Linked DNA regions of Homo sapiens: region 1 is linked to region 2. Evidence: chromatin contacts called from ENCODE Hi-C data. All regions are on one chromosome and are shown on one strand. The core of a region is the stretch at or near the end of the contact, and the rest is flanking DNA. Distances in the headings are between cores, read along the strand shown. Region 1 overlaps LOC105371840 (a long non-coding RNA gene). Region 2 has its middle 39 kb from the start of MRPS23.

The links. Hi-C counts contacts between places; a loop is a spot of excess contacts on that map.
Region 1: a loop to region 2 is called in a map of Right ventricle myocardium inferior, with 5 times the contacts of the local background. The contact joins two enhancer-like sites. A Hi-C loop is called at or near these places in 1 of 168 maps with a recorded cell type or tissue (Right ventricle myocardium inferior).

What each region holds. Positions count from the first base shown.
Region 1 is chr17:58,044,889-58,052,211 of GRCh38, reverse strand. LOC105371840 (a long non-coding RNA gene) reads left to right here. Exons shown (of 4, transcript XR_001752951.2): 4 at 1-1,846. Among named protein-coding and RNA genes, the nearest start is that of DYNLL2-DT, 35 kb to the left of the region's middle. Within about 2 kb of position 5,316, at least 2 of the 41 ENCODE cell types and tissues checked have a DNase peak (open chromatin) inside an H3K27ac peak, as active enhancers do.
Region 2 is chr17:57,807,153-57,814,315 of GRCh38, reverse strand. No RefSeq gene overlaps it. Among named protein-coding and RNA genes, the nearest start is that of MRPS23, 39 kb to the left of the region's middle. RefSeq lists an enhancer at 2,803-3,689. Within about 2 kb of position 3,367, at least 16 of the 41 ENCODE cell types and tissues checked have a DNase peak (open chromatin) inside an H3K27ac peak, as active enhancers do.

The sequences.
Region 1 (7,323 bases), core at 4,067-6,566, 240 kb before region 2:
TATGGCTCTATTTGGAGATGGGGCCTCTAAGAAACAAATTAATGTTAAATAAGATCATAATGTTAAATAAGATCATAAAGCTCTGATCCAATAGAATTCATCTCCTTTTAAGAAGAGACACCAAATAGCTTGCTGTCTCTCTCTCTGTGCTCACACACCAAGGAACGGCCACGTGAGGACACAGCAAGAAAGTAGCCATCTACAATTCAGGAAGAGTCTTCACCAGAAACCAAATTGGACAGAATCTTGGTCTTAGACTACTAGTCTCCAGAGCTGTGAGAAAAAAAAAATCCATGCTCAAGCCACCCACTCTATAGCATTTCGTTATGGCAGCCAAGCTGATGAGTACAAGCATCAAAGAACTTGCAGACATATTTTAATGTCACTACAAGGCCCCAGGGTTTATGTAAGTATATTTATCATGCTGGACCATGGATTATAAGCTGAGAAGTGAGGGAGGTGACAGCATGGAGGAATGCGTGAGTGAAAGGACTGGGGAACCAGTGTGTGGAAGGAAGTTCTCTGAGGGGAAGAGTGTAGGAGTGGGTGTACAAGGGAAGCAAGTTGAACAGATATGAGGTAGTGGTCAGAGAAAGCTGCTTGAAATGGAGATCTTGGACATGGCACAGTTACTGCTGGTGATAAGATCTAGCATTAGATGATGGGAGTGGGCAGCTGAGGCAGGCAGGGAGGGACAGGTCACTGGTGGTGAGAAGATTAATTAACTGGAGGCAGAATGTTGGAGGGGTCATCTAATAGACACGGACCAGGAATGATGCTGAGTATGGTGATGAACAGACTGATAGTGAGCCAGGTGCTCATGTCTTTCACAAATGGGGGAGTGATGGGGAGAGAGTAGATGATTGCCACAGGGAGCAGTAGCAGGACAGAGCCTGACAGCCAGTGAGACACAAAGGGACAGTCCAGGTTTTAATTGAGGGGGTGGGAGTTACTACTGGGTTGGCTATTAAGGAGCCATATGCACAACCAAGTTAGGAGGAGAAGCAGAGGATCTGAGTGCATGCGTATGCACACACACACACAAATGCATGTGCATGGCAGATGGTAATAGCATGTATCTCATAGGGCTGTTAAAAGGACCAACTGAGCTAATACTTAGTGCTAAGACAGTGCCTGTGTGGGGTGTTTTCTGACACCAACCAACTCTCCAACATCAACTGGGTGTCCAGCAATTCAATTCAATTCAGTTCTGACACTACCGGGAGTTAGCATCAGTTCCCACAAGTTAAAGGGATCAATCCCCCCACTTCCAGTGCCAGCTGCAAATAACAAGCTACCCACACTTCTGCCCAGATGACTACAAATTTAGGCATCCCCACACCACCCCCGAAGAGGTTCAGTAATTTATTAGGACAACTTGCATTTATTGGTTTATTATAAAGGATACAAATAAACAGCCAGATAAAGAGCTACACAGGGCAAGATCTGAATGGATGCCGAGTATAGAAGCCTCTGTCTTCTGCATTCACCAACCTTGGAACTCTTTGAATTTCTTTGTTCAAAAGATTTTCTGACCCAATCTCCAGCCCTCCTCCGCCTCCAGGAATTGGGGGTGGTGGGGAGAGTGAGGCTGAAAGTTCCTACCCTCTTCCCTCTAATCGTGGTCTTTCTGGTGGTCAGCCCCCATCTTGAAGCTCTCTAGGGACCCCATCCTGGGCCATCTCATGAGCATAAACTCAGGTGTGGTTTAAAGAGGCTCCTTATCAATAACAAAAAATCACTCTGGAAATTCCAAGGGTTCTAGGAGCTCTGTATCAGGAACTGGGCATGAAAACCAAATTTTGTTTTTTTGTTTTTTTGAGACTGAGTCTCACCCGGTCGCCCAGGCTGGAGTGTGGTGGTGTGATCTCGGCTCACTGCAATCTCCACCTCCAGGGTTCAAGTGATTCTCCTGCCTCAGCCTCCCAAGTAGCTAAGACTACAGGTGTGCACCACCACGCCTGGCTAATTTTTGTATTTTTAGTAGAGATGGGGTTTCATCACATTGGCCAGGCTGGTCTTGAACTCCTGACCTCAGGTGATCCACCCGTCTCGGCCTCCCAAAGTGCTGGGATTACAGGCGTGAGCCACTGAATCCGGCCTGTTATATTTTTTATTATACTGCCTGCCACCTAGGAAGTTCTATGTGATAAAAGCTAGTAATATCCCCTTGTTACAGATGAAGCCACACTTATGTCACTTGCCTATGGGCACATAGTAAGGGCCAGAGTCAGAGACTAAAACTCAGTATTGGGTCAAATGAGAAAGAAGCCAGTCTATTGAGGAGCAGCCAGTCCAGAGGTATTTTAGGTGGGCCTCCTTTGAGGCTTACTTCCCCACATCCAACAATATCTGCTACCATTTAAAAAAATTATTCTTCTTGAGATAGCCTGAGTTGGTTTTGTTATTTACAACCAAAAATGCTCTGACCAGAGTAACCGCACCAAGGGGCAGAACAGCCTACGCACCGTGTGAGTGATGCAAGCTGAGAATGACTAGAAAAACTAGCTTAAGGGCCAATGGCAAAATTCCTCTGTGGGAGAGAATTGTTGGCATCTAAAATATAGGCTTAGGGAATAAACCTGAAGTGGAAGGGGGACAAAAGGAGAGTTGAATTGCTTGGCTTAAAAACTGGGTGGGGGCCGACCACCAGAAAGACCAGCAAGAAATTTGTTTTGTTCATTCAGCCTCCTAAGAGGAAATTTTGGGTTGACACCAATTTGACTTTATTTATTTTATTTTGAGACAGGGTCTCTTTCTGTTGCCCAGGCTGGAGTATGGTGATGCAATGTCGGCTCACTGCAACCTCGACCTTCTGGGCTCGAGGCCTCCTCTCACCTCAGCCTCCTGAGTAGCTGGGACTACAGGCATGTACCACCACGCTCAGCTAATTTTTAAATTTTTTGTAGAGATGAGGTCTCACTATATTGCCCAGGCTGGTCTCAAACTCCTGGGCTCAACGATCCTCCCACCTTGGCCTCTCAATGTGCTGAAATTACAAGCATGAGCCGCTGCGCTCGTCCTCCAATTTGACTTTATTATGAAGCTGTAATAAGGAAATAAGCATCCTTGCACCCCAAACTTTTTTTTTGAGACAGGGTCTCACTCTGTCTTTACCCAGGATGCGGTGGCTTGATCATGTCTCACTGCAGCCTTGATCTCCTGGGCTCAAGTGATCCTCCCACCTCAGCCTTCCAAGTAGCTGAGACTACAGGAGCACACTACCATGCCCAGCTAATTTTTTTATTTTTGTAGAAAGGGGGTCTCGCCAGGCACAGTGGCTCCTGCCTGTAATCCCAGCACTTTGGGAGGCCAAGGCAGGCAGATCACCTGAGGTCAGGAGTTCAAGATCAGCCTGGCCAACATGGTGAAACCACATCTTTACTAAAACTACAAAAATCAGTGGGGTGTGGTGGCATGCACCTGTAATCCCGGCTGCTTGCGGGGCTGAGACAGGAGAATCACTTGAACCTGGGAGGCAGAGATTGCAGTGAGCTGAAATCGTGCCACTGCACGCCAGCCTGGGTGACAAAGCAAGACTCAGTCTCCAAAAAAAAAAAAAGAAAAGAAAAAAAGAAAAAGAAAAAAGAAAGGGGGTCTCACTATGTTGCCTAGGCTGGTCTTGAACTCCTGGGCTCAAGCAATCCTCCTGCCTCGGCCTCCCTAATTGCCAAAATTTGATCATATCTCCAGTTATTTCCTTAAGGCCAAATTCTAAGAAAACAGGGCATAAGGTATCTATGCCTGGTGACCAAACAATTTAAAACCTGGAACCAAACTTCCCCACCAGAAAGACTGAAACAGTTTAGATTTCTGTCAGCAGTGAATGAAAGTGCTTGGTTTCTCAGGGTGTTCCCATGGTGTTAAATCCTTGAGAAATAGGTGAAAATTGCTTTAGTTTGTATTTTGTTACTGGTGAGTCTGAACTTTTTTTTCATATATGTATTGGCTCTGTCTATTTTTCTTTTAAAAATTGCCTTCTCCAGGCCTTTGCTCTCTCCCCTGTCTGGTGCTTCCCATCTTTTTTGTGCACAAAAATCCCACCTCTTCCCTGCCTTCTCATACAGCTCATACTGGTTTATTCATCACAACCCATCATAAAGTGACCAATTTGCTTGGTCTTATAACTGAAAGTCCCATATGCTGGAAATGCTCTCAGTCCCTGGCACACTGGAACAGTTGGTCACCCTACTTCTGGGCCTTAGATTGTTTTTCCCCCGCAGCAAAATGAGGACCAGATGTTCTCTGGTGTTGCTCCCAGCTCTTCATTCATTCGCTCCACAAATATGCACCATGCTATCATGCTCTACTGCTCTGGGCAGTCATTCTGCTAGGGAGGCATCAAGGACTCCTCAGTAAACAGGACCCGACTATCCCTACCATCCATGATGGCTCCCTGGAGGAATCATATCTTGATGAATTTGCAACAAAAAAACCTTAATGTGATTGGTTGATGGCAGATAAGGAAGCCCTAATAGGGGGCAGGAAGAATGTCCCTTGGATACACCAGAAGGAATTTAGATGCCAGGAAGCGTGAGAGAGAGATGAAGGGACCAAAAGATAAATCTGACTTACTTTGAAGTTTGGCTGAAGATCAACCCAGAAATAGCTGTGTGTATTTCCCCAGAACCAGAGGCAGATGTCCCACCATCTGAGGCTGTCTTTCCCCTCACACCCTTCCCAGATTCCTGAGCCCTCAGCATAGGCATTTCAGAATCTCCTTCTCTGGGTTCCAAGGCCTGTAATGTCTTATGCATCTCTTATATTGGCCCAGGTGTACATTCTCCAAGATTTTGGAAAGAGTTTCTCTCCCTGGGACAAATGAGCACCACCAGAGATCATGTATGCAGAGCAAGCACTTTTGTGCCCTCACATTATCAAATGGCAGAAAAGAAATGTCACAAAACCCAAGAAGGGGCCTCAAAGAAACTGTCAGGTACACAAAGCTGAGCAAAACCTCTCTTCTCACTGCCACAATCCATTGCGCCTGGCTTTTAAAATTCTAATTAAGAGAAAACGAAGACGGTGAACTCACTGAAGGCAAGAACAGAGGCCTGGCTCTAATTCCACCCACTCCGCACCACCCTCAAGCACTGAACCCAGAGCCTGTACACAGTAGGAGCTAAGTAAATACTAATGGAATTGAGTGGACCCGGCCCAGAGCAGAGGGAGCGGGAAGGGGAGGAGGGAGCTGGAGCCAAGGGCTCCTGCCGCCACCGCCTTCAGGCTGCGGGGAAAGTCGAAGGAAAAGCTTGCCAGACCTCTAACGAGTGCTCCACCGCCAGCAGGCTGCGATTGCTCATTGTGTTTGGTTATAATTAGCAGCATATTCTGCGATGGCAAAGCAGGCAGCGAGCAGGAGCAGGGCTGGAAACAGGCTGCCACCCTCGCAGCCATCAGTCCGGGGGCCCTGGGCTGCAGAACTTGGGCTCCTTCACTTCCTGGCCCTGCCTGCCCTGAATCCACTCTGGGTGTGGGCTGGCAGACCTTGATCGGTGATGCTGGGCCAACACCAGACCCCAAAGAGGAACTGTTTACTGTGATTGCATGAGAGCATGGCCTGAAAAATTGGGCTCACCTGGGTTTAAGACAAAGTTTCATTTGCAATGTACAAGCAATGTGACCGCAGGCAAGTAAGCCTCAGTTTCCCCATCTATAAAATGGGACAGTAATAATAGTACTCCTCTTTCTTATGGTGTGTGGTGAGACTTGAAACGGACAACTCATCTAAGGCACTTGGCAGAAGGCCTTGTGTGCTGTTGGCACTCGGTGCCTTGCAGCTACTATTGCAAAAGGGACAGAAGTGGCTTCTACTCTGGCCCTTTCCTCTCCCCTCTCTGCAATGTTTGTCTCACCCCTGCACAGGTGCTCAGCAGCCTGCAACTCCTTTCTCCACGCCTATGGAACCAGCTCTCAGGGGAGGGTCTGCCTTAGCAGTGTCAGTTCAGTGTGAACAGAGGGAACTGCATGACCTTTCCTAGGAGAGTGGCCTCAAATTTTTTAAACTGTGATCGACAGGACAAAATACATTTTACACAGTGACCAAAGGCACACATACCTATCAGTAAATAAAACAGAAACATAAGTTTCATGAAACCACACTCACACAAACCAAGTGCAATGCATTCTGATATGTTCTGTTCTCTTCCCTTCTATCACATTCTATTTATACATAGTCTCCAATTTATATTATATATTTTAATTTATGTTACATATGTTTACATTATATATTTTATATATTCTTCTAGCATATATATAACAGTTTTAAAGTTTTGCCAAAGGTCAGGATCCAGAAACCTTCAGTGTGAAAAACAATGCCCCAAGAGGAAGAGGTGACTTAGCTTTCATCTCTCACCATGGATTAAAAGCCTCTGTTCCTAAACTATCGAAAGAACAAAAAACCAAACACCGCATATTCTCACTCATAGGTGGGAATTGAACAATGAGAACAACACATGGACACAGGAAGGGGAACATCACACTCTGGGGACTGTTGTGGGGTCGGGGGACGGGGGGAGGGATAGCACTGGGAGATATACCTAATGCTAGATGACGAGTTAGTGGGTGCAGCGCACCAGCATGGCACATTTATACATATGTAACTAACCTGCACATTGTGCACATGTACCCTAAAACTTAAAGTATAATAATAATAATTTTTTTTAAAAAACTAACTTTTTAAACATTAAAAAAAAAAAAGCCTCTGTTCTCCATTCTTTTTTTTTTGAGATGGAATCTCGGCTCACTGCAACCTCCCCCTCCCAGACTCAAGTGATCCTCCCACCTCAGCCTCCCAAGCAGTTGGAACCACAGGCACACACCACAACACCCAGCTAATTTTTTGTATTTTTGGTAGAGATGGGGTTTCACCATATTGCCCAGGCTGGCCTCGAACTCCTCAGCTCAGGTGATCCACCTGCCTTGGCCTCCCAAAATGCTGGGATTACAGGCATGAGCCACTGTGCCAGGCCTCTTTTCCTGTTAAAGGGATTTTTTTTTCATCAGAGAGCTATTGAGAGAGAGAGAATTCTGAAAACCTGGAAGCTTTTCTCTAAAGCCACAGAGCATAATGAGAATGGGTTTTTGCATAAGTTCTTTTTAGGGGGGCTTCAGAATTAAGCTATTTCCCAAGAAACATGGAGGTCACCCATCCTTTGCTCCTATACTAACTTGCAAGCTAACTTTTCCTTAGCTGGGATTCCAGCAAATCTTCCAAATACCACTATGCCTAGGTGCCAGGGAAGGGCAAGATTTATGTAAACTCAGCCAAACAGGAAATACTCTGAGCTAGGATTATTGTACTTATGGGTTTTCTCCATAACA
Region 2 (7,163 bases), core at 2,118-4,617:
TTTTTTTAAAGAGTAAACTGATGAATGGCACATAAGGCAAAATTCTATTTTTTAAAAGAAAAAAAGGTAAAACAGTAGTTAAAAATGTAAGCTATGATTGTAGTTTTTGTTTGTTTGTGTGTTTGTTTGTTGAGACAGAGTCTCTCTCTGTCAGCTAGGCTGGAATTCAGTGATGTAGTCAGGGCTCACTGCAGCTCTGAACTCCTGGGCTCAAGCAATCCTCCTACCTCAGCCTCCTCAGTAGCTGGGACTACAGGTGCTCACCACCATGCCGGGCTAACTTAATTTTTTTTTCTCTTGTAGAGACGGGGATCTTACTATGTTGACCAAGTCAGTTTAGAATTCCTGACCTCAAGGCAGGATCCTCCTGCCTTGACCTCCCAGTGTTGGGATTATAGGCATGAGCCACTATACCTGGTGTACTGTATATTTTTTTTTTTTGAGAGAGGGTCTCATTTTGTCACCCAGGCTGAAATGCAGTGGTGAGATCCCGGCTCACTGCAGCTTCCACTTCCCAGGTTCAAGCAATTCTCCTGCCTCTGCCACCCCAGTAGCTGGGACTACAGGCATGAGCCAACACACCTGGCTAATTTTTGTATTTTTTGTAGAGGCGGGGTTTTGCCATGTGGCTCAGGCTGGTCTTGAACTCCTGACCTCAAGCGATCTGCCCGCCTCAGCCTCCTAAAGTGCAAGGATTATAGACATGAGCCACCACCCGTAGAATTTTTAAAACACATTAAAAGTAAAGAGTATAGTGTAATGAAACTCCACATCTCATCACCTGGTTGCAAAAAATATATATATATACATATATATATATGTATATATATATTTTTGAAATGAAGCCTCACTCTGTCGCCCAGGCTGGAGTGCAGTGGTGCGATCTTGGCTCACTGCAACCTCCGCCTCCCAGGTTCAAGCAATTCTCCTGCCTCAGCCTCCCGAGTAGCTGGTATTACAGGCGTGTACCACCACGCTCAGCTAATTTTTTTTTTTTTTTTTTTTTTTAGTAGAGACGGGGTTTCACCATGTTGGCCAGGCTGGTCTTGAACTGCTGACCTCAAATGATCCACTCCCCCCGACCTCCCAAAGTGCAGGGATTACAGGCGTGAGCCAGTGCGCCCGGCTGGTTGCAACAATTTTAAGCTCTTGGCTATTCTTTTTCCATCCCATTCATTGTCTCCTTCACCCATGGATTAATGTGAAGCAAATCCCATATACCCTATCATTGTACCCATAAATAACCTTGGAGCCATTTTCACATTTAAAGGATGGCTCAGGCAGAGAAGAAAGGCTCGGAGGATATACACCGAGTTGATGTCAGTGATCATCACTGGGGAGTAGGATTGAGGAGCATGAGTTTTTATTTTAAACACTTTAGATTACTAAATATATAATTTATTTTTGCATTACTTTGTTTTTTAAAAAATTGAGATTTGTAAGCAAGAAAGTGAGAGGCTGGGTGAGGTGACTCACGCCTGCAATCTCAGCAATTTGGGGGGCCAAGGCAGGTGCATTGTTTGAGCCCAGGAATTCGAGACCAGCCTGAGCAACATGGTGAAACCCTGTCTTTACAAAAAAATACAAAAGTTAGCCAGGTCTGGTGGTGCGCGTCCATAGTCCCAGCTACTTGGGAGCCTGAGGTGGGAGGATCACTGGAGCTCAGGAATTCGAGGCTGCAGTGAGCTATGACTGCACCACTGCACTCCAGCCCGGGCAACAGAGCGAGACTCTGTCAAAAAAAAAAAAAAAAGAAAGAAAAAAAGAAAAAAAAAAGAGAGAGAGACCTCACCAACTATCCTTTTTGTCTATATAGAAACCCCTTTTAAACTCTAAAAACAGCAAACAGAATTATTCTTACTTGATTTTTTCAAAAGCCACCTCAAATCTTTTATGGAATGGTTTGGGAATTCATCAACAAATATATTAAAACTTGAATACACAATCAATACCTAGAATATCACGTTTAGGTCAAGTTTTTGACAGTCGAGTTGCAGCTTTTATATGTGCGTGTCCTGTATGTATATTATAATATAGGGAAGTGCTTACACATCAATCTGTACATGTATGACTGTTTTATAGAATTAGCTCAGTAGCTCACCTGCAAAGTTTCCAGAGGAAGAATTTGATTGGCCCACCTTGGGTCAGCTATTCACTTCTGGCCCAATCAGCTGTCACCAGGGGCAGGGGAAGGCAGGGCATCTGCAGACTGAGTGGACTTCTCACTTCTACTACTTGCTGTACATGCCTAGCACCAAGTCGCCCCTAAGCTCCTCTTTAACATCACCTGTGAGTCTGGGCTCCTTGTTCAAGGACATGCCCCACACATTCAGCGTGGAGGCCTGGAGTTGTTCACAGCACGGGCCCTGTCACTGCAGACCATGGGCGAGGGCCTCCTCCTTTGCCTCCATTTCCCTGCTCTGCTCCTCCTTTGCCTCCATTTCCCAGACCAGCAAGCACTATTTTCACGACAGGGCTCCTCAGCCCTTCCCCTTGACCTTGGAGTTCAGCCCCCCGGGTGTTTCCTTACAGGCATCGCCTTCCTGCTCAGGCCCATCTCCCCTCACCACAGGCCTCTCCACAAACCCACTCGGATATGAGCTAATGCCATTATCTTCCTGAAATTAAAATCAAGCCTCAACCTATAAAGTTTCACAGAGAGGGAATTGGGGTTGTATATTCCTGCGTTGAGCGGTATTCTATTTCAGTCATAGCATTTAATTATGATCGGTATGTTAGTGCCCATCGGAGCATAACAAATTGTCATTATGTTATTCTGCTGAGTCTAATTTAATTGGCAAGTTGTCACAAAAGCAATTATCCATCATTTATTTTGTTGCCATAACCACATCTCGAAGAGCACCTGCTGTCTGCGAGGAGAAATGCGCCACAGTCTCTCAGCCCTGGATCCAGGCCACTTATCTGACAGAAAGACATTGCTTCCCCCTTCTGATTTAAAAATATGTTCCTCATTTCCTGCTGCGGTCTCATGAATCCTCCTGGGGGAGCCTCAAAGTGCCAAAGGAAATTCATAGTCTGGGAAGTTGCCCGAGAGGTCTGCCCCGCCCTGTCAGGGGTGGGTGGGAGGCAGCGGGAGGACGCAGACCCCCGTGGAGGGCCCGGGACCCGACTGGGTCAGGCTTCGCTCCGTCAGCTGTTTCAGCGCCACCTCAGTGATGGATTTATAAATATTTGTTGCTCTTTTCTCCCCGGACAAGCCGCGTGCTCGCTCCCTGGGAGGCAGGATTGTTTGGCCACTTCACAGAGAGAGAACCCGAGGCCCAGGGAACCGAAGGCCCCCGGTCACGAGGAAAGTCTGGAGAGCGGCCAGGACCCCAGTGAAGACCTCCGGAGTCCAAAGGCTTTTTCCACTCTTTGGATCAAACATGTGCAGGCAAAACCTAGTTACTTTAGGCCTGCCAGAGTCCCAGACTGTGCCTCTGGGTGCAGGGGGGGACTGTCGTCCTAGGGCTAGATCTGATTGGCCCCATTTCACATGGAAGCATCAGGCTGAGAGCTCATGATAGCGTCTGGGACAGCGACTGCCCAATCTCCCTGGAGTCTCTGAGCCTAAATCTCTGGGAGGCCCTTTTATCCTGCTCCTACTCGGGTGCCTCTCCGTGCCTGGACTGTATCCCCCACACCCACAGGCAAGCCAAGGCAAGCAACATTGTCATACGATTTTTTTCTTCCCTGAAGCAAGGAAGATAGTCAGTCCTAAGGGACGATGAAGCCTCCAGGTCTGTCTCTGTCCTGGGGGCTGGAAGTGGGTGAAAAAATTATTGATGTTCTTGCTTCCATGATGGTCTTTTTAGCATAGTCACCAAAGAACTCGTTAAAAACACAAACAAAATAACAAACAAAAACACCACCAACAAAACAAACCAAAAACCTACCACTGTATTGCAAAGGGGATAAAGGAACCAGACTTTTAAATAAACCAGCTTTTTCTTTTGGGTCAGTCAGGTACAATTTCCAGGCTTTCTATTTGAGGGCAGTGGAAGATGACCAGCTCCCTGAACAGGCAGATCATCTCTTGCAACTCCAACAAACAAACAAACAAACAAACAAAACCCTCTCATTGCAATTGCTGATAAAATAAACTAGGGATGTTCAGACTCCTCCCTCCTGGACCAGCATTATCCCTAAAGAATGTTCCTTGTGGCTACAGAGAAATCACTTTTTCTACCACAACGCAGTGTTTAGGATCTCTGCTTACTGTGGAGGGCCCCACTTGAGCCTGAAGTTATGCAGTCGATATTGGAGCAGGAAAAAGTTGAATGTGCAAGGAGGGGACTGTGCATGTGTCCCCTGCCGGGCCCAGTTGTGGCAGAGGGTGGTGCTCTCCCACGTTGTGAGTGAGTGTGTAGATTAGTGCAAACTCTGTGGAAAGTAAGCTGGCTAAATGAGTGAAGAGCCACACAAAATGTGCGTCATTTTTGACTCATTAATTTCATTTAGGATAAACAAATTTCATCAAAAACAGAGGAAAGATGCTTGCTCTAGTTTTATTTATTTATTTATTTTTGAAATGGTGTCTCACTGTGTTGCCCAGGCTGGAGTGCAGTGGCGTGATCTCAGCTCACTGCAACCTCCACCTCCCAAGGTTCAAGTGATTCTCCTGCCTCAGACTCCTGAGTAACTGGGATTACAGGCGCCCACCACTGTGCCTGGCTAATTTTTTTGTACTGTTAGTAGAGACGGGGTTTCCCCATGTTGGCCAGGCTGGTCTCAAACTCCCGACCTCAAGAGATCCACCGCTTCAGCCTCCCAAAGTGCTGGGATTACAGGTGTGAGTCACTGCACCTGGCTGGCTATAGTGTTATTTATAATAGCGAAATCAAAGTCTGTGCTAAAGAGCAAACTGACTTGAAGCACACGGCTACAAGCAATGGGTATATGGATGGAGTTCGGTTTTTGTTTTCTGGGAGAGATGTTGAAACAAGAGGAATTCTTTTTTTAAAAAATAATTTCCACTTTTGTTTTATATTAAGGAGATACAGGTGCAGGTTTGTTACCTGGGCATATTGTGTGATGTGGAGATTTGGGTATGATTGATTCCTGTCACTCAGGTAGTGGGCATTGAACGCAAGAGTTAGTTTTTCAACCCTTGCCTGCCTCCCTCTCTCCCCACTCTAGTATAGTCCCGTGTCTATTGTTATCATCTTTATGTCCGTGAATACCCAAGGGTTAGCTCCCACTTATAAGTGAGGACACATGGTATTTGGTTTTCTGTTCCTGCGTTAATTGGTTTAGGCTAATGGCCTCCAGCTGCATCCATGTTGTTGCAAAGAGCATGATTTCATTCCCTTTTAGTGATTCATAGTATTTCTTGGTGTATGTGTACACCATTTTCTTTGTCCAACCCACCATCGATGGACACCTAGGTTGATTCCATGTCTTTGCTACTGTAAATAATACTGTGATGAAAATAATTTATTTTTGAGGCACGGTCTCTTCCCTCTGTCACTCAGGCTGAAATGCAGTGGCATGATCATGGCTCACTGCAGCCCTCAACCTCCTGGGCTCAAGAAATCCTCCTGCCTCAGCCTCTCATGTAGCTGGGACCACAGGCATGCACCACGATGTCTGACTAAATTTTTTTTATTTTTAATAGAGATAAAGTCTTGCTATGTTGCCCAAGCTGGTCTTGTTACTCCTGGGCTCAAGCAATCCTCCTGCCTCAGCCTCCCAAAGTACTGGGATTACAGGCATAAGCCACCGCGCCTGACCGAAAGGAATTCTTTATGTAATTTCATTAAGTAATCATTTCTGAACACTTCAATTTACTGGAGCCAAGTTATGCATGTATGTAAATACAGATGAGACGTATGCACATATAGGTCCCTCCTATATTAGTTTCCCATTGCTGTTGTAACAAATTACCTTCCATTTAGTGCTTTAAACCAGTGGTCCCCAACCTTTGTGCCACCAGGGACTGGTTTTGTGGAAGATAGTTTTTCCATGGATGGGGATGGGGTGGGGGGAGATGGTTTGTGGATGAAACTGTTCCACCTCAGATCATCAAGCATTAGATTCTCACAAAGCGTGTGCAACCTAAATCCGTCGTATGCGCAGTTCACAATAGAGTTCACTCTCCTATGAGAATCTAATGCCACCGCTGATCTGACAGGAGGCAGAGCTTGGGCAGTAATGCTTGCTCGCCTGCCACTCACCTCTTGCTATGTGGCCCGGTTCCTAACAGGCCACTGACTGGTACCGGTCCACTGCCTGGGGGTCGGGGCCTCCCTACCTTAAACAATACTAATTGTCTTATGGTTTTCTGGGTTGGAAGTCCGAAATGGGTCTCCTGGGCTAAAATCAAGATGTTGGCAAGGACATGTTCCTTTCTGGAGGCTCTGGGGAGAGCCTATCTCCTTGCCTTTTCCAGCCTCTAGAGCCCCCCACATTCCTTGACTTCTTGCCTCCTTCATCCATTCTCTTTTTTATGTTTTTGAGACGGAGTTTCACTGTGTTGCCCAGGCTGGAGTGCAGTGGTGCAATCTCGGCTCACTGCAACCCCCACCTCCCAGGTTCAAGCAATTCTCCTGCCTCAGCCTCCTATGTAGCTGGGTTTGCAGGCATGTGCCACCACACCTAGCTAAGTTTTGTATTTTTAGTAGAGATGGAGTTTCACCGCGTTGCCCAGGTTTGTCTCCAACTCCTGATCTCAGGTGATCTGCCTGCCTTGGCCTCCCAAAGTGCTGGGATTACAGGTGTGAGCCACCACGCCCAGCCTTCCTCCATTCTCAAAGCCAGCAACATTGAGCCAAATCCTTCCCACTGTGTCACCCTGACCTTCTGTAGTCACATTTCCCTCTGACTCTCTGCTTCTGTTCCACTTTGAAGGATCCATGTGATTACATTGGGCTCACGCCAATAATCCAGATCATCTCCCTGTTTTAAAGTCAGTTGGTTAGTGACCTTAAGTCCAGCTGCTAGCTTAATTCCTTTTTGCCATGTAACAAAACGTATTGACAGGTTCCAGGGATTAAGCTGTGGACATCTTTGTGCGTGGGGGTGGGTAAGGGGAGAGGGGCATTATTCTGCCAATTACACTCCAGACTGACCAGAAGCCCACAGTTGAGTGGGAGAAACACATGAACACATCTTCAGCATACGTGGCAGAGTGCCATAATCAGCTCTTGGAATCTGGGAGGCAA